Linked DNA regions of Homo sapiens: all the other regions are linked to region 3. The links are chromatin loops, found by intact Hi-C in ENCODE. Cell type or tissue: dorsolateral prefrontal cortex. All regions are shown on one strand. Region 1 has its middle 18 kb from the start of MIR1279. Region 2 overlaps PTPRR (protein tyrosine phosphatase receptor type R). Region 3 holds the start of YEATS4 (YEATS domain containing 4).

What was found. Hi-C counts contacts between places; a loop is a spot of excess contacts. Peaks named below come from ENCODE experiments on the same cell type or tissue, not always from the same donor. Only the 100,000 strongest peaks of a DNase experiment are listed, where the experiment ranks them.
Region 1: a loop joins it to region 3, with 3 times the contacts of the local background. A loop is called at or near these places in 26 of 110 quality-filtered maps.
Region 2: it touches region 3 in a loop (5-fold over the local background); 4 of 110 quality-filtered maps call a loop at or near these places.

What each region holds. Positions count from the first base shown.
Region 1 is chr12:69,287,525-69,295,524 of GRCh38, forward strand. No RefSeq gene overlaps it. Among named protein-coding and RNA genes, the nearest start is that of MIR1279, 18 kb to the left of the region's middle. In dorsolateral prefrontal cortex, CTCF peaks have their summits at 3,647 and 3,848; a DNase peak (open chromatin) is centred at 3,647; H3K27me3 peaks cover 395 bases.
Region 2 is chr12:70,729,676-70,737,675 of GRCh38, forward strand. All of the region lies in intron 6 of PTPRR (protein tyrosine phosphatase receptor type R), which reads right to left. The region is part of intron 1 of LOC124902960 (a long non-coding RNA gene); the gene reads left to right. Among named protein-coding and RNA genes, the nearest start is that of PTPRB, 96 kb to the left of the region's middle. In dorsolateral prefrontal cortex, CTCF peaks have their summits at 478 (motif pointing left), 681, 3,895 (motif pointing right) and 4,096; no DNase peak of the experiment used is centred here.
Region 3 is chr12:69,353,884-69,361,883 of GRCh38, forward strand. LYZ (lysozyme) reads left to right here. Exons shown (of 4, transcript NM_000239.3): 4 at 1-351. YEATS4 (YEATS domain containing 4) reads left to right here and starts at 5,860. Exons shown (of 7, transcript NM_006530.4): 1 at 5,860-6,140. The coding sequence starts at 6,090. RefSeq lists enhancers at 5,604-6,207, 5,765-5,954, 6,208-6,809 and a silencer at 6,235-6,394. In dorsolateral prefrontal cortex, CTCF peaks have their summits at 3,801, 4,001 and 5,838; DNase peaks (open chromatin) are centred at 3,758, 5,838 and 6,328; H3K4me3 peaks cover 2,722 bases; H3K27ac peaks cover 1,532 bases.

The DNA.
Region 1 (8,000 bases), 66 kb before region 3:
AATGTACCCGAATGGGGACTTAACAGTCATCCTCCCTTATGAAGCAGACTGCTGTAGAATTTCACGCAACTTGGGGCCACTCTGGTGAGCCTGTATATCTTCCTGACACGTTTGCACCTGGTGGTAATCTACCTGTGCCAAACCATTTCTGCCCTTATGGTGGTGTGGTATCTCATTTTTTTCAAATACTTTTCAGAGTCCTAACAGCTCTCAGATCTCAGAATGATGACCTCAATTGGAGCCTGCTTCCTGGAGAAATTGGCCAAGGTAGAGATTACGAGAACCAGAGTCATTCCAGGACAGATTAAACCTTAGCATTGTTGAAAGCAACTACCATTACATGACAGCTTGCCAAGATGGGTTGGGGAAGCCAGGATTTTGGTGATGAATAGTGTCTTCCAACATTTGAGAAACCTTAAGTACTATTGGGTTCTGTGTATTCATTCATTCAGAATTACCGAGTTGCCCATTAGATGTCAGGCACTGTGCTAGGGTCAAACTAAAAACTCCACCTGAAGATTAGCTAATATTTGCATGAAGCAGTGGATATTTTAATCTTTTTAGAGACAGGTCTTACTATGTTGCCCAGGCTAGACTTGAACTCCTAGGATCAAGTGATCCTCCTGCCTCAGACTCCTGAGTAGCTGGGACCACAGGTGCGTGCCACTGTACCCAGCAATTTTGCTCGATCTGTAGGGCTCCCAATCTGCTATGTCTGAGATCTTGTTGAATCTTATAGAGATAACTTAGAAAAGACGTAGCTCAGGAATTTCATTTTTTGGGCTTTCACATATATGCACTTTTCAGGGTTAGCCAAAAAGAGGTGGTGCTGCAGTATTCAGGATGTCTTATTTCTTGGAAGAAGAGTTTATGTGAGGTCATTATGGGATCTAAATCAGATAAGATATAGTTAGTATCTCTCTTCAGGTAGGATTCATTTAACAAATATTCTGGTTGCACATCCAGGTGCCAAAATGAATATAGCCATGAATGTAACATCCCTCATCTCTTGAAGATTATTTGTAGTGAGGAAAGGCAGACAATGATCAAATATATCAGTTTGTGTTAAAAATTATTAACCAGTATAAAGCAAGGTATTACTATATATGTTTGTCAAGGAAGATCCTTATGAAGTGTGGTTTGAACAGAGCTGAAAATATAGAGAGGGAGTGATAGTCATGTGGCTATCAGGGAGAAAACCATTCTTTTTTTTTTTTTTTAAGATGGAGTTTCGCTCTTGTTGCCCAGGCTGGAGTGCAATGGCGCGACCTCGGCTTACTGCAGCCTCCACCTCCCGGGTTCAAGCGATTCTTCTGCCTCAGCCTCCTGAGTAGCTAGGATTACAGGTGCCCACCACCATGCTGGCTAATTTTTTTGTATTTTTAGTAGAGATGGAGTTTCATCATGTTGGCCAGGCTTGTCTCGAACTCTTGACCTCAGGTGATCCACCAACCTCGGCCTTCCAAAGTGCTGGGATCACAGGTGTGAGCCATGATGCCCAGCCAGAGAAAACATTCTCGCAGAAGTAATAGTGCAAGTGCCCTAATTGAGGCAGCAAAAGGCTGGTAGAGTGAGGGAAGAGAAGAATGGTCAGAAATGGGTTCAAGAAGATATTTGGGGACATGATTTTGTAGGGCTTTATTGGGAATGGTAAAGATTTCAGGTTTTTTCATGGTATGACAAAATTTGGAAGCATATGAGCAGATAAGGTATAATCCTACATTTTATCACTGGTTACTATTTGAAAAATAAGCTGTTAGGGAACAATTCCAGAAGCAGGTGGACCAATTGGAATTAAAGCAAAGGCTTTAATATGGGTAAGAGAAAAAAGTATAGTTTCTTAGATTAGGGTAATAGCAGTGGAAACAAAGATTCCGAGTTTATTTTTAAGGTAAAGCTAACTTCGTCTGTTGCTGTATAGGTGAATATGAGAAAAAGAAATAAAGAACATCTCCAAAGTTTTTGACCTAAGAAAATGAAGAAGGAAAAAATAAGTCATCTAATAATGAAAGAAGACTGGGGAATGGGGTGGAAACTTTTGAGGGGGTAGGTATCAAAAATTTCATGCTGGATATGTTGAGTTTGAGAAAACAGACCACCAAGTGGACACACCAAGTAGTGATTTGAATATACATATTGGGAATTCAAGGTCAGTGTCAGGGCTAGAGATAGAATTGTGGGAAGTATAGGGCCGGGCGTGGTGGCCCAAGCCTGTAATCCAGCACTTTGGGAGGCCGAGGCAAGCGGATCATGAGGTCAGGAGATCGAGACCATCCTGGCTAACACGGTGAAACCCTGTCTCTACTAAAAATACAAAAGAATTAGCTGGGCATGGTGGTAGGCACCTGTAATCCCAGCTACTCGGGAGGCTGAGGCAGGAGAATGGCGTGAACCCAGGAGGTGGAGGTTGCAGTGAGCCGAGATCGTGCCACTGCACTCCAGCCTGGGAGACAGAGTGAGACTCCATCTCAAAAAAAAAAAAGTGTGGGAAGTATGGGTATATAAATAGTATTTAAAGCAGTGGGACCGGATGAGCTCACTGAGAGAATGATAGTTAAAAGGTCAGCAGGCTGAACCCCGGGGTTCTTCTATATTTAAGATAGACAAAATTAGCGTGACTCAATAAGACTGAGGGGACAACCTGTGAGGTAAGAGAGCTGAGAGAGGAGAAAAAAAAATTAAATTTGCATGGGGGGGCCTTGAAGCAAAGTTTCATAAAAGAGGGAGAAACATTAAGTGTCTGGCATACTACTGAAGGATTGACTAAGATGAAGACTGAATTGACCATTTCATTTGACAATTAAGTTCAGTAGTGGCTGAGCAGTATGGTTTGAATGGAGTGGTGAGGACAAAAGGGTGATTTGAGTGAACTGAGGAGGGAATAAGAAGGGAGATAGTGAAAACAGTTTTTTTGTTTGTTTGTGGAGATTGGGTCTTGCCCTATCACCCAGGCTGGAGTGTAGTGATGTGATTATGGCTCATTGCAGCCTCAACCTCCTGGGCTCAAGCAGTCCTCCCACCTCAGCCTCCCAAGTGGCTGGGACTAAAAGCATTCACCACCAAGCCTGACAATTTTTTAAAACTTTTTGTAGAGATGAGGTCCTTACTATGTTGCCCAGGCTGGTCTTGAACTCCTGGACTCAAGTTATCCTCCTGCCTTGGCCTCCCAAAGTGTGAGGATTACAGGTGTGAGCCACTGTGCCCATCCCAGAAATGGTCTTTAGAAGAGTACTGTAGTATGTCAGCAAGGCGATGGAACAGGAAGACCAAGACCCTTCTTCTGTCATGGATAAATGAATTTAACAATGATAGACCAAATCCCTCTGTGAGAAATCCAGAAACCGGTTACAGGTTGCTTTACCACAAGTGAGACTAAAATCAACGGCATCAAAGCCAGGTAGGAAAATTCAACTACCTGTCGCTTGCCAGAGCCTCCCAGCCCCCAACCCCTGCACAGCGTGGAGCAATTGGGAGGAAACCTTCAAACTTCTATCTGCAGAGGAAAAAGACTAGAACATATATCCAACATTCTAAGTTTTAGGGACCTGGCTGAGGGACCGCTTTCTGTATTTTTGCCTGAATCTGAGCACAGCAAGGGGGCACCAGCTGTAAGCTCTGGGAACACACTGCTCCGGAGTCTGCAGTACCACAGACAGACACTAGGCGAAGCTCCAGTACCATGACTTGCTATAGCACCCAAGACGCCACAGTATTGCAGGGGAACTTCTGATTAGAAACCCTGCAAACCTCTTCAAGTAGAATTCACACACAAGCCTAAAGAGGATGCATTCCCAGAAAAGGCTTAAGAAGCCTCCAGAATCTCTAGCCAGGCTGAATGGAGAAAGTCTTTGATATAGAAAACAAGATCAGAAAATCTGGGTGAGATGGCTGATTCTTCAATACTAAAATCCCAACAAAAATTAATGAGACATAACAAAGAAATGGAAACATGGCACATTTAAGAAACCAATTAAATTTCCAGAAACCAACTTGAAATAAATGGAGGTAAATGAGGTGCCAGAGAATTAACAAATACCATTATAAGAATGCTTAATTAAAATAGAGCATAGATAGCTAAACAAAACCAAGAAAATCATGCATAAACAGATTGAGAATATCATCAAAGAGAAACTGTAAAGAAGTACCAAACAAATTCTGCAACTGAAGAATACAATAACTGAATTGATAAAAAAAAAAAAAAATCTCTAGAGGGATTGAACAGACTTGGAAAGGCCGAAGAAATAGTGAACTCAAAGACAGGACTTTCAAAATTGCTGAGGCACAGGAGAATGAAAAAATATAAAGGGAGCCTAAGGGGCTTATGGGACACCATCAAACAGAACAACATTATGGGAGTTTCAGAAGAAAAATAGAGAAAAAGGCACAGACCTATTAGAAGAAATAACAGCAAAAAATTTCCTAGATATGAGAGAAATTGACATATAAAAGAAACTAAGAAAATGCCAGCAAAGATAAATCTCAAGAGACCACACAAAGACACATTATAATAAACTATCAAAAACAGAGTCATGAAAGCAGCAAGAGAAAAGCACTCATCATGTACAAGAGGGCTCCTAATCAATTATTAGCATGTTTCTCAGCAGAAACCTTGCAGACTAGAAGGGAATGGGATGATACATTCAAAGTATAGAAGTTCCTGATAAGGTAAATGCATAGAAATATATACAGTCCTATAATATTGTAATGTAGGTGTGTAAATTACATTTAATTCTAGCATTGAATTTATTTATTTATTTTTAAAGTTGGGGTCTAGCTTTGTTGCCCAAGCTGGTCTTGAACTTTTGGGCTCAAGTAATCCTCCTGCCTTACCCTCTGAGTAGTTGGGGCTACAGGTGTGCACCACCATGCCCAGGTACCAGTTTTGAATACAAAAAACAGAAGTGTAAAAAGTAATTATATATCTGAGTAATGGATACTCATTATAAAAAGAGAAAATTGTGTTAATTACAAAGTGGAGGGGGGCAGAGATGTAAAGGAGTAGAGTTTTTATACATGAATGAAGTTGTTAGCTGTTTCAAATAGGATGTTACAATGTTTAGGTGTTTTATGTAATTGCAGTGGTAACCACAGAGAAAATACCTACAAAATATACACAAAGGGAAATGAGAAGGGAATCAAAGCATGTCACTACAAAAAAAAACAAACAAACAAAAAACAAAAAACACAACAAAACAAAAAAGACAGCAGTGGAAGAAAGTAGAGACAAAAAAGCTACGTGACATACAGAAAACAACAAAATGGCAATAGTGAGTTCTTTCCTATCAGCAATTACTTTAAAGGTAGATGTGATGAACACTAATTAAAAGACAGATTGGCTGAGTGGATTTAAAAAAAAACAAAACAAGATCCAACTGTATGCTTTTTACAAAAGACTTACCTTAGACTTAGGGACACACAAAGTCTAAACGTGAAGGGATGGAAAACAGTTCCATGTAAATGGGAAGCTAAAAGCGGGGGTGGCCATATGTAATATTAGACAAGGTAGTCTAGATAGTCTTTAAGTAGAAACTCAGGAGAACAAAAAAGGATGTTATGTAATGATAAGGGGTCCATTCATCAGGAACATAAGACAACTATAAATATATGCACATCTAATGTTAGAACTCCCAAATAGGTGAAGCATTGACAGGACTGAAAGAAGAAATTAACAACAACACAATAATAGCAGGAGACATAATACTTCTCTTTCATTTATGGCCAGAACAACCATACAGAAGATCGACAAGGAAACAGAAGACATGAACACAGTATAGATCAGTTGGCTGTAACTGATGTCCACTCAACAACAGCAGAATACACATTCTTAAGTACTCGTGGAGGCTTCTCCAAGATAGACCACATGTTAGGCTGTAAAACAAATCTTAACAAATATAAGGAGATTGAAATCATACAAAGTATCTTCTCCAATCACAATGAAATAAAACAAGAAATCAATAGCAGAAGGAAAACAAGAAAGTCCACGAATTTGTGGGAACTAAGCAGTGCCCTCTTAATGAATGGGTCAGAGAAGAAAACACAAGTGAATTTAGATAATATCTGGAAACTAATGAAAGCAAAAATGCAACATATCACACTTATGGAATGCAGTGAAAGTAGAAGTGAGGGAGAGGTTTATAGTGGTAAACACCTACATTAAAAAAGAAGAAAGATCTCAAATCAACAACCTAATCTCATATCTCAAAGAACTAGAAAAGAACAACAAACTAAACCCTAAGTTATCAGAAGGATTAGAGCATAGGTAAATGAATTAGAGAATAGAAATACCATAGAGAAACATCAAGGAAACCAAAAGTTGTTTTTGTTGAAAAGATCAATGAAATTGTCTAACCCTTAGCTAGACCAACTGAGAAAATAAGAGAGAAGACTGAAATAAGTAAAATTAGAAAGCCAGGTGCAGTGGCTCATACCAGTAATCCTAGCACTTTGGGAGGCCAAGGTGGGAGGATTGCTTGAGCCTAGGAGTTCAAGACCAGCCTGGGCAACATAGCGAAACCCTATCTCTAAAAAAGAAGTAAAATAAAAAACTTTAGAAACAAATGAGAAGCTGGAAATCATCATTCTCGGCAAACTGTCGCAAGGACAAAAAACCAAATACCGCATGTTCTCACTCATAGGTAGGTGGGACTTGAACAATGAGAACACTTGGACACAGGAAGGGGAACATCACACACTGGGGCCTGTTGTGGGGTGGGAGGAGGGGGGAGGGATAGCATTAGAAGATATACCTAATGTAAATGACGAGTTAAAAGGTGCAGCACACCAACATGGCACATGTATACATATGTAACCTGCATGTTGTGCACATGTACCCTAGAACTTAAAGTATAATAAAAAATAGAAAAAAAAAGAAATGAATGAGAGGACATTATAACCATTGTCACAGAAATAAGGATTATGAGACTGTTGTGAACAACTATGCCAACAAATTGGATCATGTAAAAGAAATGGATAAATTCCTAGAGGAATACCACCTACAAAGACTGAATCATGAAGAAATAAAGAATATGAATAAACATAATATGAGTAAATAAATTGAAGCAGTAATCAAAACCTTCCCAGTGAAGAAAAGCCCAGGACCTGATGGTTTCACAAAAAAATTCCACCAAACATTTAAAGAACTAATACCAATTCTTTTCAAACTCTTCCAAAGAATTGAAGAGGAGGGAACAATCCCAAACTGAGTCTTTGAGGGCAGCAGTAAGCTGATAACAAAACCAGAATAAAACACAAGAGACTGGGCATGGTGGCTCACATCTGTAATTCTAGCACTTTGGGAGACCAAAGCAGGTGGGTCTCTTCAGCCCAGGAGTTTAAGACCAGACTGGGCAACATGGTGAAACTCCGTCTCTACTAAAACAAAAAAAAATCAGCCAGGTGTGATGTGCATTTGGAGCTACTCAGGAGGTTGAGGTGGGAGAATCACCTGAGCCCGAGAAGTCGAGGCTGCAGTGTGCTGAGCTGAGATTGTGCCACTGCACTGCAGCCTGGGCAACAGGAATGAGATACTCTCTCAAAAACAAAACAAAACAAAACACACAAACACAAAAAAAGAAAGAAAAAGAAAAACCTATGGACCAATAATGGACTGATATTGCTGATGAATATAGACGCAACAAAATAGGTATATAAGGAACTTACCTCAATATAATAAAGGTCATATAAGACAAGCCCATACTAGCATCACATTCAATGGAGAAAGACTGAAAGCTTTTCCTCTAAGATTAAGAATAAAGCAAGGATTTGCACTCTCACCACTAATATTTAACATGGGAAGTCTGGCAAGAACTACTTGGCAAGAAAAAGAAGTATAAGACATCCAAACTGGAAAAGAAGTAAAATTATCTCTATTTGCTAACAATATGATCTCATATTTAGAAAATTCTAAAGATTCCACAAAAATTACAATAAACACTTTCAAAAAAATTGCAGAATACAAAGTCAACACATAAAAATCATTTGTGTTTTTATGCACTAACATT
Region 2 (8,000 bases), 1.4 Mb after region 3:
AGCATTTATTAAGGTCTAATGTACACCAGGCACCTTAATAGGCAATACAAATACATGGACATGGCAATAAAAAAGAGACATCCTTACCTCCAAGCAGCTTACAATTTAGTTTACTGAATTACACAGTTTACTTTCTTATGAAGAATCATAATGATTTAAGAAAAAAAAAACCTGAGGAGTCCAATAACCATGTTCAAGCCATGTTTTAATTATTTTACTTGTTATTTCTATTTTGAGGATTTTGACGTTCTAATGTCATTTGATATTTTTCATAATGTCATTTGATATTTTTATCCTCTTGGGGGGATACAACTAGTGGATGACAAAAAAACAATGAAAAAATAATAATTCCAAGCAAACTATTATTGACATTGTGTTAAAGATTTTGTGAGACACCCTGCCCACACTAGATTTCACTAGTATCACCCTAGAGGATGTAAGTTCTAATGAGAATTTCTGTCACACCCAAGCCTCGATTTTTACTTTTACAGTATAGTGCTGTTTCACTCTGCCACCTGCAGGTCATATATGGAAGAACATATTTAAATTAGAAGGCCTGGCTTGGTGGCTCACTCCTGTAATCCCAACACTTTGGGAGGCCAAGGCAGGTGGATCACCTCAGGTCAGGAGTTCAAGACCTGCCTGGCCAACATGGTGAAACCCCGTCTCTACTAAAAATACAAAAATTAGCCGGGCATGGTGACGGGCACCTGTAACCCCAGCTACTTGGGAGACTGAGGCAGGAGAATAGCTTGGACCCTGGAGGAGGAGGTTGCAGTGAGCTGAGATCATGCCACTGTGCTCCAGCCTGGGTGACAGAGCAAGACCCCGTCTCAAAAGAATAAATGAATTAAAAAAAAAAGGTAGAAATCAGAGGCCAGGCACAGTGGCTCATGCGTGTAATTCTAGCACTTTGGGAGGCTGAGACAAGAGGATCACTTGAGACCAGGAGTTGGAGATCAGCTAGTGAGACCCCCATCTCTGCAAAAAATAAAAGAATTAACTGGACATGGTGGCATGTGCTTATAGTCCTATTTACTTAGGAGGCTGGGGCGAGTGGACTACTTGAGCCCAGGAGTTTGAAGTTACAGTGAGCTAGGATCATGCCACGCCACTCCAGCTTGGGGGAGAGAGAGAGAGAGACAGAGAGAGGAAGGAGAGAGAATGAGAGAGAGCAGAAGGAAGGAGGAAGGAGATAGAGAAAGAGAGAGGAGGGAGGAAGGAGAGAGAGAGACAGAGAATGAAGGAGAGAGAGAGACAGAAGGAAGGAAAGAGAGAGGAAAGAGAGAGGAAGTGAGGAGGAAGGAGAGAGGAAGGAAGGAGGAAGGAGAGATAGAGGAAGGAGAGAGAGAGGAAGGAGAGAGAGGAAGGAGACAGAGAGGAAGGAAGGAGGAAGGCAAGAGAGAGGAAGGAAGGAGGAAGGAGAGAGAGGAAGGAAGGAGGAAGGAGAGAGAGAGGAAGGAAGGAGGAAGGAAAAGAAAGAAAATATACTTTAAAGTGAAATAAACAACTCTCTTCTATGAAACTGTGATGGAAAGTTAAACCATTGGTCAAGATTATAATGATTACCTGGATCAAAAATTTGGATGGAAGAAAAATCCCTCCCCAGAAATGAAAAAAAAATGTTGGAGTTTAAACATGTACAAATAGGAAAGCAATGGTAAGGACAGTCACCCCTCTACACAATGTTCAAAGATGAGGAAGTATTGCCTCACCTGGAGAAACTTGCAATCGCCTTGTCTGAGACCTCTCTCTAGATTTCTAGACCATTCTTTCACTAATATGGAACCACTCAATTGTAGGATATTTTCTTAAGTGTCTTGATGCATATTTACGCTGTATTAACAGGTTCAGGATAGAGTCTCTTAAAGTTTACAAAGTTTATTCATTAAACAGGAGCAGAGGGGCCACGACCACAGACCTTAAAAACCAATTGGCCACATAGGGTGGTTGGATAATTTAAGCACCCGTGAAGGAGGTGGCAAGTGAGAATTTCTCCCTTTCTCTGGGCTTTCTAGAATCAACTGGATGTTTTAGAGCTGAAATAGACGAATATGTCTAACTCCCATGAGTAAGGCTAACTCTGTATCATTCAGTCAATTTTTAGAGAACCTCTATTATGTGTGTGGTATTAGGAAGTAGGAAAACAAAAACGAATAAGCTCTCAGGAGATCCTACTGTGTGCACGTGTGCCTACACACACATGTGTGAGTTCTTGATGGGGTCAGGGAACAAGAGAGGTAATTTAGGATGGTTTATTCCTAGATTCTGTATTTTTCTATGTATCGGATGGGAGAAGAGAATTTAAGGACAGCAACACTGATTTTAAAAAGCTGCCTTGGGCAATGAAAAAAAGAGCTGCCTGGAAAAACGGACAGGTGTTTGAGTAGGGCTGACCATCCTCTGGAGACTGACAAGATGAAGGATCCACATCTGAGGTATATTCCTTCAGGCAAAGTGGGCCTCTGCCATACTTTGAATGTATTCATTCTCATAGATCCTTTAGTACTTCATCATTTTTACTCTTATTTTTGATTAAGGTGGGTTTAAAATTCCAACTTTTTTTTCTTAGAAACCTTAAGTAGACTAAGGATTCTGTCAGGAAAAAATATTCCTCTGAATAGGGATTTGGTAACAACATGCTAAGTTAGGAGCCAACGTAACAAGAGTAAAACAAATGATTCAGAAGATCATATTCACAGCAGGGACCGTGAGGGTTTTAGGAGCTCCCCTCAGAGCCCCAGGTGCAGCGTGACATTGCCAAGGACATGCAGGGAGCACAGCTCCAAGGGGCTCCCTCTCGATGTCTAATGAGGCCAGGCAACCTGCCAGCACCACAGGCTTCTGTGGGGCAAGGGCGAGGTGGTGGTGAGCATCCATTTTTTTTTTGTTTGTTTTCCTCCGAGGCAGAGTCTTGCTCTGTTGCCCAGGCTAGAGTGCAGTGGCATGATCTCAGCTCATTGCGACCTCCGCATCCTGGGTTCAAGCAATTATACTGCCTCAGCCTCCCAAGTAGCTGGGATTACAGGCGCACGTCACCACGCCTGGCTAATTTTTGTATTTTTAGTAGAGATGGGGTTTCACCATGTTGGCCAAGCTGGTCTCAAACTCCTGACTTTGTGATCTGACCACCTCAGCCTCCCAAAGTGCTAGGATTACAGGCATGAGCCACTATGCCCGGCGCATCATCTATTTTTATTTTTTTAAAACATATTTCTTCCTATAAAATTAACTTGATGTCCAAGAACTTGTTCCTTTTTTCATATTGAGATTTAACAAATATTTATGGAACACGTACAAGGTGGTAGGCATTGTGCTACAGACACCGCCTTGAGGGAAATCAAAGCCGAGAGGGAAAACGCAGGAAATGAAAAGTAAGGCAGGTGGGATGGGGAGGGCCTGGAAAAGGGGAGAATCCTTGAGGGCTGTGTTTTAATCCATGATTTGGAAAAAAAGGTTTCCTTAAATAAACAAATGTATACACTATAAGACATTATTAGGGAACAATAATTTCATTTGATACACTGTTGTTAAAATTACTTAAAATAATGAGAAATGAAAATGATTGGATGCCAAGCATTGTTAGAAAGTATATCATATTTAAAAGTGTTCACAAGAATTTGTCAATTCTCAAGTTAAAGCTGTTTCATCACTACACTGAGACCTGTTTTCTAAGGTATATACCAAAAAAAGATTATGCCTTACCCGCCAGAGAGGACGCTGTCATAAAAAAAATACAAACAAACAACAACAAAAAAAAAAAAAAAAAAGAAAGAAAAAAAGAAAAATTATGGCAAAAAAAAAAAGAAAAAAAAAGAAAAAAAAAGATTTCACCTTTCTTTTCCTTCCATGAGACAAGGGGCTAACAACTGTGTCAACATGAAGTTCTCCACTAGAGGGAACTAATTCCACGTCCTCCAATCGTGAGCTTCATCAGGATGTGTCTGAGAACAGTGCTCTCTCCATGTTTAGATTGTACCCAGATAATCATGCTGCATTGCTAAATGGGAACGACACTTTAAAGTGGTTTTTATAAGATTTCCAGAAAAAGATAGTTTTATATTTATATAAATAAATTGAAGTGTATATTTTATGTTACAGAAAAAACCCACATCAGTTGAAAAATAATTGTGTTCAAGTCGCCTGCCATGAGTAACTTGTGATTCTTCACTGTTCTGCTCTAGAGGTCATGTGCTAATATCTGGGTGAATTTGATGAGAGGAGAGTGGTGCCTCACTTCCCAGGAAAACAATGTTTGGGCAGTTCATAAAATGCACATAGTGGGACCCTGAACTACATAGCTTTATGACACATTTCCAAAAACTCCTAAGGCAAAAGTCTCTGGCTGCAAGGAAAAACCTCCTGACACAGTATCTAAGATTCAGAACTGGTCGCTCTTAAAATAGGAAGCAAAGCTTATGCTGGGAATTATCTGTGCCTGCCCTGATTAAAACGCTTCTTCAGAACAGGCCATTTCACCTAATTCTGTCAACCTATACATCAAGATTTGGAACATGGTCCCCTAGCAAAAATAAAAAAAAATCTCATTTTAAAAAGCACTGCATTTAGTACCCTCCAAAGTGAAACTCTAATTAATCACATGTAGAGGAATCAGAGAATTTGAATCTCAAAAAATTGTACCACGACCACCTCTTCTTTAGGGTCAAGACAAAAAGAACTTTATAGAAATGCACACCCTACTGAATTGCCAAAAGAGTTCCCAGGGTAGTTAGATTTTGTCCCCCATGGTATGAGTGCAAATGGAGAGTACCCTGTAAAGCTGGAAGCAGTGTCCTGGATGGGGTTGCAGGCTAATGGATGTTGAAGGATTGTTGGGGGTCAGGGTGGAAGGGCTGAGAAGTCCTTTCTGCTTGAACCTCAGGGTGAAGCAGCCTGTATGAGGGGTGGTCTGGGGGCAGATACAGCAGTTAGAGGACTCAGTGGGACTTATTCCTGCTGCTCTGCCAGGGACCACAAGTAGAGAAAGGGAAGGCAAGGAAAGGAAAGGAGCAATTACTGTGATTCCTCTTAGAGCCACTGCCAGGTCTACACTTTCAGGACTCATTAGACTACAATGGCTTAAACATTTCAGGGTCTGCTTGGAGAGAAATTATGCCAGGCCTGTGCTTTCCAATGAGTAGTGGCCAATTTTTACCTTTTTAGGCAAAGCTCCTCTACTTTTAATTCTTAAATAATATATGTTGGCTCCTGTTTTACTCACCCTGGGTTGTATCCACTGTCATTTCTTTCACTTAACAAGATTACATTTTTGTCTCATGACGTACCATTAATTTTCAGGCAGGTTTCAAAACTTTTGCCTCCTTTTTCTTCATTCCTGTGGGGTCTTTTATTTTTTTAGAATAAAAAACCCTATGAAAATTTTGTTCATAACCCTCCAGAATTCCAACCTACCTATATAAAATCTGACAAATAAAGAGAACAGCTTGATGCTCACTGTTCATGAAGGGCTTGTGCATGTTTCCAGTGCCTCCCTCAGCTCTGGACATCCCCATACAAGTATAAGAATATGAAAATATTTTATAAAAATGTTAGAAGGTGATTAGTCCGTTCTCACACTGCTAATAAAGACATACCTGAGATTGAGTTAATCTATAAGGAAAAAGAGGTTTAATGGACTCACAGTTCCACATGGCTGGGGAGGCCCCACAATCATGGCAGAAGGTGAAGGAGGAGCAAAGGCATGTCTTACATGGCAGCAGGCAAGAGAGTGTGTGCAAGGGACCTGCCCTTTATAAAACCATCAGATCTCGTGAGACTTATTCACTATCATGAGAACAGCATGGGAAAAACCTGCCCCCATGATTCAGTTACCTCCCACTGGGTCCCTCCCATGACATGTGGGGATTATGGGAGCTACGGTTCAAGATGAGATTTGGGTGGGGACATAGCCAAACCATATCAGAAGATTAAAATTTTGTCATCTGTATCACCTAGAAAAAGGTAAGACATGGTAGTTACGTGCAGATTTTGTAAGCAGGTTGTCAAGATTGTATCTTTGGCTAGATTTTTATTTCTTTGTGACATTGAGCATATTACTTATCTCTCTAAGTCTCTCTGTTAGCATAACTGCAAGATGGGCATAGAAATACTGCCTGCCTCCAGGATGTTGTGAAGGTTGTCTGAGATCATACATAAGCACAGTGGTTGGCAGGTGGCAGGTTAGTGTCCAACCCATCAGCTGTGACTCTGCATCCTTCTATTACAGCAGCACGGGCAGCAGCTTAGTGCAGGCATGACCATGTGCTTCTCTGCTGTTCCTGCCACCTCCACTGACAATCACACACACAATGAAGTGGGCGAGTTATTATGCAGGATGTTTGAACAATATGGAGACCACTCCATCCTTTTCTGACTTGAGTATTCTGAATTATTGCCTTATAGCCCCCTCACTTTGGCTTCTTTGCTCTATTCGTGTTCACCTTCCTCTTGGTCATTTATGTCAGATTACCACCAGGCCTCCAGAATGGCAAAAATCAGATTAAGGAAAAAACTGAGACAGACAATGTGCTTCTAGAATGGCAGTGAAATGGTTATCTGTCATGAGTGTTTTGAGTCCACCTCATGAAATTGCACTTTGCTTGATTTAAAATCTGAAAAATATTCTGAAAGCCAAGCATAAAATTTGCTAAGAGGAAAAACAGTGTGACGCTCCATAATATACCTACTTGCTAAATATACTGATTTGTAGTTTATTTTAAAATTGATTTCCCACAGATTATAGGTGTGTACGCCTCCTCCCAACCCCCAAAGCATGCCAATTTATTATTAATTAGGAGTACAGCCTCTGGAGCAATACTGCTTGGGTTCGCATTCTATTTGTCACCCTCACAATCCTACTGACTTACTATTAAGTTATTAGGGCCATAACTTATACTCTCTGAGCATGAGTTTCCACTCTAAGGAGGGGATAAAAAGTCCCTTGGGTTGGTGAAATGAGATAATGCATGTGAAGGGTCAACAGGGCATACTGAGTTGTTATTTTTATTGATGTTATTTGGAGTTAAACTGGAATTTACTTCTACGTGTTTGCTATATTTTATGTTTATAAGCCCTCATGTTGTCAGGCTGAGCAACTGAGTCATGGTTGATAGACTGTGTTCAATGGGGCTGGGTCATAGGTTCCAATAGAATGAATGGTGTTTATTTGAAGGAGGCCGTGTGGTACGTGTATAATGGCCTGGGAAAATCAAAGGAACCTGGAGTGTAAACTTAGCTCTGCTGCGACCTTTGGCAAGTACAGTAATGCTGTTGGTGCCCCACCCAGGTCGCCTTTCTCCAGCTGGTGCCCCATCCTCTCCTGCCCCACTGCTGGGAGGGTAGCCTGTTAGTGGTGCCCAGCTGCCACTTCGCTGGAGCAGCCCCCTCAGCTGATGGGTGTTGCTGAGCCAGAGGTGCCTAGGAAGTTATGCCTCCACCATCCCTGGGTGGCCTGGAGTCAGTGGTTGGCTGGCATGAGGGTGCAGAGGCTCAGCCCCCTCACCTCAAGGTGAGACAACTGTCCATGAGGGGCCACTCATGCTCAGAGATCCCTGTGCAATCAGGCTGAGGGTAGATGGCTGCTACCACCACCTCTTTGCTTGTCCTCTTCTCTGTTCTGCTTGCCCTGCTTTCCTAATAAGCTTCCCCTGAGAGCATCTTCTCAACACATCATTTGGACAAGAGCCCTTGTCTCAGGCTGTGCTTTTACAGAACCTCACCAAAGACCTAAGAGAAAGATTCTGGGCCCCATTTTTATTTGACAGAAAATGAGAGAGTTGGATCCATTTTCGATTATGGGTCTATTTAATGAATATCTATCTATCTATCTATCTATCTATCTATCTATCTATCTATCTATCTTTCGAGACAAAGTCTCGCTGTTTTGCCCAGGCTGGAGTACAGTGGTGTGACACAGCTCACTGCAACCTTGAGCTCCCAGGTTCAGGATATCCTCCTGCCTCAGCCTCCTAAGTAGCTGGGAGTACAGGTAAACACCACCA
Region 3 (8,000 bases):
AATAGATCTTAGGCAAAATACCAGCTGATGAAGGCATCTGATGCCTTCATCTGTTCAGTCATCTCCAAAAACAGTAAAAATAACCACTTTTTGTTGGGCAATATGAAATTTTTAAAGGAGTAGAATACCAAATGATAGAAACAGACTGCCTGAATTGAGAATTTTGATTTCTTAAAGTGTGTTTCTTTCTAAATTGCTGTTCCTTAATTTGATTAATTTAATTCATGTATTATGATTAAATCTGAGGCAGATGAGCTTACAAGTATTGAAATAATTACTAATTAATCACAAATGTGAAGTTATGCATGATGTAAAAAATACAAACATTCTAATTAAAGGCTTTGCAACACATGCCTTGTCTGTTTTTATTTAGACTCCTATAGTGTCTCTGAAGAAAAGAATACAGATATTTGAAAAAATATGATTTGGTGCTCTTAATATCTCTTATATCGTCACTTACCTCACTTAAATAGTCAGATATTGCTGGAGAAAAATTCACAAGCATGCTGACAGGTCTCACTTTAAATTCATAACCATAAATCTCAAATGAGCCCTCAAGTCTGCCTGACCATTTTAGTTACTTCTCTACAATCCTTCCATTTTTATGTCCCTAGTCTCCAAAATGACTGTTACTATTTTACTTTTCCTCTTCTCTCTTCAAAGCCTCAAGACACACATTCAGCCTCCTCCTCTGCCCCCTTATCCTCCACCCTCCTCTGCTCTCAGCAGATAACCTGGCCTCATATTACACTTCTAAAACAAAAGCAACTTCATACCAAGCTTTCCCTTCTACATCCCAAAGCAGCAGTCATACCTTCCCACAGGCCCATCCTTCCTTCCTTCCCTCCTATTATCAGGATGAAGAGCCTCTGCTCCTGCCAACAGCACTGACTCCACATGCAGTTTCCCTCCCATCCCTCTCACTACTCCAAGTCAGGCTGTTTCCTGCATCCCTAGTTTGTCCCTTTTAGCTGGATCACCTCCATCATTCTACAGTCTGCCCTAGTAACCTTCCATCTTACAACAAATACTCCACTGACCCTACATAATCCTCCAACTGCAACTCCATTCTCTGCTCCCTTTACAGCAAGACTTCTGGGGAAGTATGTCTGTACTTACCAACTCCATGACCTCACCTCCCAGTGTCTTTTCAACCCTCTCTAATCTGGCTTCTATCCTCACCCAGCTGAAACTGCTCCTCCAGGATTTCTCCCATGATTCCTCAGTGCTAATTCCAGTGATCATCTTGTTCATCTCAGCAGCATTTGACAAAGTGAACCGCTTCATACTTTTAGCAGTTTTTTAATCCCTTGGCTTTTCCTTATTTACATCCTACCTCACTGACTGTTCTTTCTCAGTCCTTCTTGCTCACTCTTTCTCTGCTATTTAATTTCTAAATGTGAGAGTGCCTCAGGGCTCAAGTCTATAATAATTTTATATACTACATATTTTACTTATTTGTCTCTTCTCACCAAAATATAACTTCCAAAATGACAGAGGTTTTTCCACTTTTTAAAAAAACATTGAAATAAACTCAATCTTTTAAAAAATATAAAAGTACTGTACAAAGATCTTTTATTTTTCAGAACTGTTTTGAGAGTAAATAGCCAACATGATACCCAATGGCCCTGATTACATCAGTGTGTAATTCCTATAAAGACATTCTCCTGCATAAAACCTCAAAACAATTATCCAAATTAGGAAATTAACACTGATACATTACTACCACCTAGTCATCAGATTCCACTCAATTTCATCGATTGTCCCAATAAGACCTTCATAACAAAAGCATCTAATTCAGAATCATATTGTATTTGGTTGTCATGTTTTTTAAGTCTCTTTGAATCTGGATTATTTCCTCAGTTGTTTCTTTCTGGACTTTTTATGACCTTGCCACTTTTGAAGACCACAGACTAGTTATGTTATAGAATGTACCTAAGGTTTTTCTGGTGTTCTCTCGATTCCATTAAGTTATGCATCTTTGGTAGGAATACCACAGAAGTGATGTTCTCACTGCATCCTTTCAGGTGGCATTCAGTTTTTGCAGTTTTGATTTGCCCCATTATTGATGATGTTCACTTGGATCACTTGATTAAGGTGAGGCCTGCAAGCCATCTTCACTGTAAAGTATTTGGGGAGGAGGTGCCTTGAGACTACTGCTCATCAAATTTTCAGTTTGTTTGTTTATTTATTTAGAGGCAGGATTTCACTCTGTCGCCTAGGCTGGAGTGCAGTGGCGCGATCTCAGCTCACTGCAACCTCTGCCTCCCAGGCTTATGCAATCCTCCCGCGTCAGCCTCCTGAGTAGCTGGGACTACTCGCACGCGTTACCATGCCTGGCTAATTTTTGTATTTTTAGTAGAGATGGGGTTTTGCCATGTTGCCCAGGCTTGTCTGGAACTCCTGAGCTCAAGCAATCTGCCTGCCTTGGCCTCCCAGGTGCTGGATTACAGGTGTGAACCACCGTGCCTGGTCATGCATTTATTTATTATATCAGTATGGACCCATGGCTTCTATTTTATTCAAATCATAAGGAGTTATAGTCCATTACTATTATTTATTTTGATGTTCACACTGTCCTCGATTTGGCCAGTGAGCCCCTGCAAGTTGTCTTCTGTGCCATTTCGACATATTTCCATCATTCTTCAAGCACTTTCTTGTTTTCTGGCACAAGATATTCTAAGGCTCACCTTGTTCCTTCCTTGCTTCCAAAAATGGAAAAGGCATTTCTCCAAGGAGCCCTGATTCCTCAAAGTGCATAATAGTATTAAAAAAACAGGATCTGGGCACTAGGGTATCACTGTTTCCAGGCCCTATCAGTGAACAGAGCTGGAAGATATATGTATTTACACTATATTTATCTCTATATCTATCTATTTATATTGAAAATCATGAATCCACACCAATATCTCCAATTCTAATCTCACACCACAGGATTCACTCTAGTTTTCTTCTTTCGCATGTTTTAACTCTCTTCTCTGACAGTAAGTAACTTAGCATCCATTATACTCATTATCCTTAAAATGTATCCTTAGTACATTTACGTATTTGATGGGTTTGCCTGTATGTAACCAATTCCCCAACTCTGCCCAAGTGCTCTCCACTCAGGCTCTGACATCCCTCAGTGGGTTGCTTCCTTCCCCAACACCTGGACACCCTCCTTACCATGATACATCTCTGATTTTATAATATGCTGAACCACTGTCCTGATAGGAAGAATAGAAATTTTTCACTCATTCCACTTCTGTATTCTAAACACCTAGAAGAGTGACTGGAACATGGTACATGCTCAATCAATATCAGTTGATCGAATAAATCTCTTGCTGATTATTTAGTATGTTCCCTCCAAACTGAACATTCTAAGCTTTTTGTTTTTGAGACGGAGTCTCGCTCTGTCACCCAGGCTGGACTGCAGTGGCGCGATCTCAGCTCACTGCAACGTCCGCCTCCTGGGTTCAAGCGATTCTCCTGCCTCAGCCTCCCGAGTAGTTGGGACTACAGGTACTCGCCACCACGCCTAGCTCATTTTTGTATTTTTAGTAGAGAGGGGGTTTCACCATGTCAGGAGATCGATCTCCTGACCTCGTAATCCGCCCGCCTTGGCCTCCCAAAGTGCTGGGATTACAGGCGCGAGCCACCGCGCCCAGCCTTTTTTTTTTTTTTTTTTTTTTTTTAATTAACTCTTCAAGGCCACATGATTCCAGTACAACCGCTTGCGGGGTTCCAAGCCACTTCTTGGCTATGTAAATGCAGCACATAGACTAGCCATGTGAGGGCAGCAGAGGGCCACTACATAGGTGCAACCTTTGGCTTCAAAATTCTTGGACCATTCTGACGTGATTAAACTAAAAACGAATGAGTTTATGCATATCGAGATACCCTGAGGTGTACAAAGGATGAGTCAAGGTAGCGGAGAGAGAGTTGAAGAGTGACAGCTGAGAAACAGAGATAGGACATGTCCAAGAAGTGCCAGGATAACCCAACAACACAGGCTGATTGAGGAAACTGCCAGAGATTAGACAAAGTAGACTGAAGAGGGAAAGCAATGTTTGTTGGAGATTTTGCTTTAGTTTTTGATAAATATTTCTTAGTCATACCAATTGTTTTAAATATAATTACGCCCCCAAACCAAATTTCTACTCTTATTCTGGCAACAGAATAAAAATCAATATCAATGTTTGATCATTTTCAAAGAAACTCAGTTCCTATCTTGGTTGAAATGCAGTGACATCCATATGACAATTGAGCTCTTCATGTGGCACTAATATAACTAAGCCCTGAGCACATCCCTTGCACTTCTATTTAGTGAAGTCTTTTAAAAAGTATTTTCTTTACAGTTGTTAAGTGGAATTACTAAAAATTACAATCAGCAGTATTTTCTACTCTTTTAGCTTATTTTTTAAAATATTTATCTCCATGCTTTTCAATATTACACCTATATTGCTTCTTCTTGATTTTTCCATTTTAAGATACTGACTTCCTACTATGGAAGTTAAAGATTAAGCTCTATTTCCTCCTCCTCCATCCCCATCAAGCATAGTACCCTTCTCCAAAGCCCATCCTTCTAAATGTAATTCTTTTTTTGAGGGGGAGGGGGGATCAATACTCAGTTTTTTTTTGTTTTGTTTTTTTTTTTTTTTTGAGACGGAGTCTTGCTCTGTCACCCAGGCTGGAGTGCAGTGGTGCGATCTCGGCTCAAGGCAAGCTCCGCCTCCCGGGTTCACGCCATTCTTCTGCCTCAGCCTCCCAAGCAGCTGGGACTACAGGCGCCCACCACCACGCTCGGCTAATTTTTTTGTATTTTTAGTAGAGACGGGTTTTCACCGTGTTAGCCAGGATGGTCTCGATCTCCTGACCTCGTGATCCGCCCACCTTGGCCTCCCAAAGTGCTGGGATTACAGGCGTGAGCCACCGCGCCCGGCCAATACTCAGTATTTATGTAACAATAAATACAATTACTTTCCTTTCTTGCACAAGATTTTGTTTTCCCTAGAATTAATAGCTGCATAATTCTTACAGCCGCTTAGTTTTCTGTGTACCTGTCATGAGTTAAACTCCAAACTCTCGGTCAAATCTCCTCTTGATTCAACGCCAGCTGGAATTTTGTCAATCCCATCCTTCTGAAGCAGTGTCTCCCAAAGATTTCTGACCGAATCTAATCTAGATGCGTTGCCGTCTATGCCTATACACAGCTATTGTTCCCGGAGCTCTTTCAGTATCATCTTGGGATCTTACTATTTTCTGTGTTTGTTATTTATTGTATTTCCTGCATTTCATAATTTCCTCCTTCTTGGCTTATTCCCTCATTTTGGTGGATCAGATCTACAGGATCTTCCTGGAGGTACTGAGAAAGGTAAGATAGGTACTATTTTTTGTGTGTAGTGATTTAGCACATCTGAAACTCTATTCTATTCACACACTAGATTGGTAGTTGGATGAGTATTGAAGACTAAATCGGAAGTAATTTTCCCTCAGAGTTTTGAAGACAGTGCCGTATGGCTTCCTAGATTCTAACTGAGCAATCTGAAGCCACTCTGATTCTATAGTCTGTATAACCTGGAAGGGTGTGGGATCTCTTTTTCCTCGATGTTCAGAAAATTCACAATGATATGCCTTGACGTGGATGCTTTAATATTTGTGCTGGGTGCTTAGTAGGATCTTTCAGTGTGGAAACTCATCTCCTTAACATCTGGACAACTTTTTGAAGTCATTTATTATTTCCTGCCTTTCATTTTTTTTTTGGTTTGGAACTCCTGCACTGGTCCTGTGATGTGACTGCAGCCGCCAGGCGCGTGCGCAGTGTACACTGCGTGCGCATACGCGAGCCCGTTGCGCCTGCGCGCGGTGCGGCCGTCGCCCCTCTTTTCGCGGCGTTCTCCACCTGCGCGGGCCTGAATGGCCTTCAGGAGCACAGTCGGCCTGAGGAGTTGACGGTTACTCACCGCCGTGAGCCCAAGTAACTCGCCCTCCTTCGGCTAGAAACCCTCCGCCTGGGCCCGCGCGACAGGAGCGCGGTCTCTGAGGGGAGCGGCGACCCCGCCAGCCCCGGTCTCTTTCCCTGGCGGCGGCGGCTTCTTCCGTGGGACAATATGTTCAAGAGAATGGCCGAATTTGGGCCTGACTCCGGCGGGAGAGTAAAGGTCAGTGCCCGGACCGCCCCTCTTCCGGGGTGGCTCTCCCGCCTCGGTTCCTCCCTGCGCGGCGCGGGGAGGGCCCACTGGGTTTCCTTTCGCGCCTTTTCTCCTCGGGTTTGAACCGTGGTTTCAGGTTGGAGAGCGAGTCAGAGCCATTGAGCGAAAAACCGGCGTTCATTGGGCCCCAACTTCCTCGCGTCACTGCCAACTCCCACCCCCGCCAAAAAACAAACAGATAAATGGTGGCTTGGGGAAACCCGGACGTGGCTGCCAAGGAAACGGGCGACTCCGAGGGCTGGGAAAGCTCAGCTTGGTGCACATTCGCTGCCAATCTAGGTTATTGGTGAAGCGGTGACGCCACCCTCCTGGTGTGAGGATAACAATAACTGTAGCAAACAGTCGCTGAGCGCTTACCCGCAGTATTTCCAAGTGCGGTAACTGAGACACCGAGGCATACGAAAGCTAAGAAAATTTGCTGGAGTTCATGGTGTTCACAAAGCCTCAAAGCAAGAGCATAACACTGTGCCTGGCACATGGGGAACATTCAGTAAATGTCAACTTCTTTTGTTTTTGATGAAATTACCATAGACCCTAGCGTAATGTTTGACATTGTAATATTTATTTCCCTCACACAGCCCCTGGCACGTTAATTTTTTTTTTTTTTTGAGACGAAGTGTCTGTCTTGTTGCCCAGGCTGGAGCGCAATGGCACGATCTCGGCTCACTGCAACCTCGGCCTCCCAAAGTGCTGGGATTACAGGCGTGAGCCACCGCGCCCAGCCGTGGTTCATTCTTTTTAAAGAAAAATTTCCTTTCCTTTATAAATAAAAATCAGAAGGGGTACAAATAGTTGTTTTTATCAGGAGCCAGTGGGTCCTGCCTTAAAAATTAACGTGCAGGGCCGGGCAAGGTGGCTCACGCCTGTAATCCCAGCACTTTGGAAGGCCGAGGAGGGTGGATCACCTGAGATCAGAAGTTCAAGACCAGGCTGGTCAACATGGTGAAACCCCGTCTCTACTAAATATACAAAAATTAGCCGGGCGTGGTGGCGGGCACCTGTAATCCCAGCTACTAGAGGGGCTGAGGCAGGAAAATCGCTTGAACCCGAGAGGCGGAAGTTGCAGTGAGCTGAGATCGTGCCACTGCACTCTAGCCTGGGCGACAGAGCAAGACAATGTTTCTTTAAAAAAAAAATAGCAATAATTAGTAGGTTTTAAAATACTTATGTGTGTGTGTGTGTGTGTGTGTGTGTGTTTTGTTTTGTTTTTTTTTGAGACGGAGTTTTGCTCTTGTTGCCCAGGCTGGAGTGCACTAGCGCAATCTCGGCTCTCCGCAACCTCCACCTCCTGGATTCAAGCGATTCTCCTGCCTCCAAGCGATTCTCCTGCCTCAGCCTCCTGAATAGCTGGAATTACAGGCATGCGCCACCATGCCCAGCTAATTTTGTATTTTTAGTAGAGACGGGGGCTTCTCCGTGTTGGTCAGGCTGGTCTCGAACTCCCGACCTCGGGTGATCTGCCCGCCTCGGCCTCCCAAAGTGCTGGGATTACAGGCGTGAGCCACCGTGCCTGGCCGCTTTTCTTCATTTTTATTGTTGTTGGTTACATTCACTCAGCACTTTTCACATGTGGTAAATCTTGCTCATTGTTCTTCAGATACATTTCTGTAACTGAGCCATTGGTTTCAGATTCATGTGCAACATTCAATATTTTCACTTCAATTGAAATTTTTTATCTTTCCAACATAATCTGTCAATACGCACTGCCTTTGCACTTATCAGATATAAGAAATATGTATGTTAAACTAAGGACAAATGTAGCAAACATGTCATCAGCCACTATTTACCAAGCTTCAGTCATCCAAGTGA